2 separate regions of the Mus musculus genome follow, and region 1 is linked to region 2. The links are chromatin loops, found by intact Hi-C in ENCODE. Cell type or tissue: heart. All regions are shown on one strand.

Region 1 (2,500 bases), 970 kb before region 2:
CCAGATCATTGGAGGTGGGAAGGTCCTCCTTTAACCCGGGCTACATCTTCTGTTGGTAGCCTATATAAAGGGCAAAGAATAAGGAAATTGACTCTGTCTGCTTGTTTTCATTCTTGCTGGCAAGTTTTATGCCTTCACTGGAATCAGAGCCTACTTTCCAGGATTCCAGAATATACTGAAGACCAGTGAAGACATCTAGCCTCTTGGCCTAAGCAATTACTAGATTCTTGGACCTTCTGTTTTTAGGCAGCAGCTGTTGGACTAGCTAGACCACAGTTTGTAAGCCACTCTAATAAATTCCCTTCATACACACACACACACACACACACACACACACACACACACACAGATACACACACACACACACACACACATACATTCTGCCATGTTTGTTCCTCTAGAGAACCCTGACTAAGACACTTCTTTTTCTGTTTTCTGACAGAATTATATCTAACTGGTCGTGGTTCTTATTTATATTAATTCTTTGAATATTTATGAAGATATGCTAGCAATTGTATATTGGGGGTTGGGATTTTCATTGTAGGAAGGGATTTGGATACTATATTTAATTTTTCCCGTTAAACTGGATAATGTTTGTCCTGTAGTCTCTGAATAATTATTGGATATGTCTATGTACCAAACGATGTATCCAAAGCATGTTAGGAACCCTTTGACCTGAGTTTATGGTAATGGAACAAGGTAAGAAATGTGTGTTCTTATAGAATTCACATTTTGAAGGGGAGACAGATTTTCCAGCAATACAGCAATAAATACAATATTTCAGTTATGATTAATTCTAAGTAGATGTTTCTATTGCCATGGGAGTGGAAAAGTTGAAAATGGAAAGCTTTGATTTAATCTAGATATATTAGGAGTGTTTTTTATGAGTAATTTATATAAATTATTGTGTTTTCAACTTGAATTTAAGCCATTCCTTTCGTTTTTAAAATATATTCTTAATGTAGTTGTTCTTTTCTGTGCTACACTTCTACCTTGGACTCTGAATGCAATTATATCTCTAGTTCAGTACAAAATATCCTGATTACAAGAGAAACCCTGTTTTCTATGTGTCCTACCATTGGGACAGCTGATTTCATTATCTTGGCTGCCATTGCCTCTCCCTACCACATGGTGTCTCTGTTGACAACTGGACAGCCATAGCCACTGAGCCTTGCACCTCCTAAGAAGGGTGGCATTTTGAAATCAACATTGCAGGGATTTTGAAGTCTTGCTACTGGTTGCTATTAACCATAGCTGTTGGCAGCCATGGCCCAGACTCTGCTAGCACTGTTCGAGAAATATTCCCAGCAGTGTCTTGGCAGATGAGAAACACTATTATAGGCCTATGTAGATTTAGTTAGCTCTTGTATTTCTCAAGACTCTGGGAGTCTTGGATATCTCTTTTTACTGTTTACCGTGGTAAGAGATAACTAACCATTTATTTGGTTTCTAATACCAGCCAAACACAGAAAATACCTATGGATTCCATTTGCTACTAGGGAGAATAATTTGTTCAGAATGATCTGGGAACCTGCTTTCCAATTTCTGGGAGACTTATCCTCCCAGGGATTCCATAGATGACTTTCTAGCATTTCCATCACAGCAAAACAAAGGCAGAATCAAAAACATATAAAAGGTTGTTTTATTAAACCCCTTTTTATTCTAGGTAGCATTGCCAAGGGGGAAGTATTAATTGATTCTAATATTAGAAAAATGCTCATGCATCCAATCATAGCAACCAGACTGTTCCTCGGGGCTTTACCTCTTATTGTTCTTGTCCTTCCTCGATCAATTTCAGTTTGTCTATATCTTTTCAAAAATGCAGTGACCAAAAGTGCCACAATATCCAAATAACTAGCTAGTGAATGCATAATGTAGCACACAGATTGCTTCCAAATGTTCTGCACATTGTTCTGCTTAATAAATTCCAGAATCATAGCGTTGCAGTTTAGTGTTAGCCTCAGGTCTTTCTTGTCTGTGTCCGTAGTCACAACTTCCAATATTTTTATTCCTTTACTACAATTTTATTTTGTTTCAGAATCCAGCATTTTTGTTAATGTCATTTTGACTCTTCTTTGAACATTCCAGAAAAATGCTGAGATTTCCAGATGCCAATATACCTGACGCCCAACCCCTACGCATGTGCTAGTTATTCAGTAGTTTCAAAACTGAGTTCTTTAATAACTACTGTGTAGTTTTCTAAATATATCATAACTCTAATGGAAAAAAGCATCTTTGAGACAATAGGTCACAATGTTCTTCTGATTTTCACAATGTTCTTCTGATCCTGGGAAAAAGTAATTATGTTTTTCTCCCACTTGAGTAAAAATGCAATAATTCTGTTCAAGACAAAAAACAATTCTATGTCCTCCTACAAGTTCTATAAGAACCACTCAATGAAAAAAAAAAACAAAAACAAAAAAACACTTCTTCCTACAATGTGCTATAAGAACAACTCCATTGAAAACACTCTTCCTACAGTGTGCTATAAGAACAATCT
Region 2 (2,500 bases):
AGAGACCAGTCTTTTCTCCAGACTGACCACTGACTGATGCCAGCTCCCGTCCCCCTACAGCTATGGACAGCAAGTGTCTTTACCAGCTCTGTCCCTGAAAACACTTTGTCCAAGAACATCCTTACAAAACCATTTAGCATCATGTTTAATCAAACAGCGTCACCCTCCCTGACTTGGCAGGTTGATGCATAACACCACCTATCACAGGGTCCATTTTACGAAGGTTGTTGGAACGAAGCTACGGTGAGCAACCATAATAGCAGTAGGGAAGAAAAAGAACCTGGGAAGACAGGTAAAGACCTGCAGGAGGCAGAGGGGCGGGGAGAACTCAGCTGTATAGGAAGACTTTTCTGTTTACCTGCATTTTCCAGTCAATTTTTAACTTACCTGAGAAGTTTGGAGAGGGGGAGTTTCTGAGGCAGACCGAGCATCCCCACCCTCCGCTTGTCTGTCAGCCATGATGGTGGAGATGGCGGAGAGCAGGCCTTTCACGAGTCTCACTGGGTTTGTGTGTATTTGTGTGTTACGTAACAATTCTCACGAAATGAACATGTATTTGTATGTTATATAACAAGGTGTGGGTGTGAAGACATAAAAATGAGAAATGTCGAGGCAGCACCTCCGTGCCCTGTTCCCGAGGTTGCCGGTTCTTTCTCGGAGACAATGATGGAGTGTGAGAAGAACTCACGAGTGCAAGATTGTGAAGAAAGTACTAATGAATACCCTCAGAATTACACGCTTCACGTTTCTGCCTTCAAGTTTATCCTAAAAGTCTTTTTTGGAAATGTTAATTCTATCATTTTATTTGTCTAGTTCTGCAGAAAGGAACATTTCTGAGGCTAAATCCTTATTAGAAATATTCAATTTCATCCGAAATGTTTCCACACATAATATTACAGTATAATAAGAAGTCTCTTAAAATATCTAGGTGCTTGCTTAATGTAATTATTATTACCTGTTTTAATGTCAATTCGTTCTCCTGTCTACCTTCAAAGACATCAATTGTGTGAGGGGACTTGTTAATTTGTCTCCTTGGACCTCAATTCCTTCAGCTGGAAAGTGAAAATTTGAATAAAAAGACCATTATAGAGTTCTCTAGCTTTAACCTTATATTCATGATTTTTTTACATGCCATTTATACCAGATTCTATCCTTGGCGCCAATGTACTGTCTTAAGAGATACTATGCTGCCCTCATGTGGTCAGATATGAGGATGCACACAAATCAGTAAATTTTTTTGGCCAGTTTTGTCTGCCAGTTCAGTTTGTTATCCTCAATAACAAAATTAATTAGGAACATATATCCCCCAAATTCTAATACTTTGACAAACAATAAAGATATGAATTATCACATATCAAAAATAATATGAATACACTAATGGTATTTAAAATCAACCCATTAGGTAATATAAATATACATGCCACAATTTTTTTTCAAATCTGTAATATTCAGGTGGTAAAATTAACAGTTTCACAGTGTTCTGAGAGGCCGTGATACATATTGTCTGATTCCATAACTTAAAATATTTCAACACTGTATTATCTTCCAACACCTTAATTTTGAAACATTCTATTTTTTTTTTCATATTCCTTTGTTTCTAGGAGACATTTCTGAGGAAATGGGCATAAAATGTTTAAAACTCTGGCTGGATATTATGTGGAAACTCTACTAACACAATAGCCACCCTGAAATTAAAGTGCAAAGGGAGTTGATTTTTTTATCCATTTATCAAATTGTGACCAATATTGATGATTTAAGGTAATGAGAACTTGATAGAGATCAATGGTCTTAGGCCTCCAATAAATGGCACTCTTCTTATCAATTCACAGAAGGGTAAAGTTATCAATCGGAAGTTACTCTGTGATCACTTCATGAAACAGGCGAGCAGTGGCTGTGATTGTAAAAAATATCAGTAGTGGTTTTACAAGCACGATGTCTTAGAGAAACTAAGTGGGTGAAACCAAGAATCAGATAAACTAAGACTCGGGGGAGGCTCTGCGGCTCTGAGCCCTGCAGCTGCCTGAGACGCATCTGAAGGAAGTGCATCCATCATCTGACAAGCAAATACCACAGCTGCAGGAAGGATTCAGAAAGCCCCTAGTCAGAGGCTGTGTGCTTCATGAAGCTCTTCAACCTAAATTGATCGTTTCAATTCCTCTTTCAGACCCAGAATAACAACTTTCTCTTCCTCACTGTAACTCCATGTGTTGGTACCTACCATCAGACCTTCTCAGCAAGGCACATAGGTACCTTCATATATTATTCTCCCTTCCCATACTCCAGGACCAAATAACAGTTCCTTCATTCCTATTCTTGCTTGCTTGCTTGCTTGCTTGCTTGCTTGCTTGCTTTTTCTATTCTAAATGACCAAATCTTCTGCCCATTTATTTGTGACTATAAAAGTGAATAATGATCAAAACCTTTCAATATTCTCTGGGTCAATGCAAATATTCAAGAAGGAACGGATTAGGGAGGAATTGCTATACTTAAAAAAAGATAA

The links. A loop is a pair of places that touch in the nucleus more often than their neighbours do. Peaks named below come from ENCODE experiments on the same cell type or tissue, not always from the same donor. Only the 100,000 strongest peaks of a DNase experiment are listed, where the experiment ranks them.
Region 1: it touches region 2 in a loop (27-fold over the local background); 19 of 42 quality-filtered maps call a loop at or near these places.

What each region holds. Positions count from the first base shown.
Region 1 is chr3:80,957,635-80,960,134 of GRCm38, forward strand. No RefSeq gene overlaps it. Among named protein-coding and RNA genes, the nearest start is that of Gm29808, 33 kb to the right of the region's middle. In heart, a CTCF peak has its summit at 1,118; no DNase peak of the experiment used is centred here.
Region 2 is chr3:81,923,950-81,926,449 of GRCm38, forward strand. It overlaps LOC102640985 (a long non-coding RNA gene), which reads right to left and starts at 685. Exons shown (of 3, transcript XR_375741.2): 1 at 388-685. In heart, a CTCF peak has its summit at 1,206 (motif pointing left); no DNase peak of the experiment used is centred here.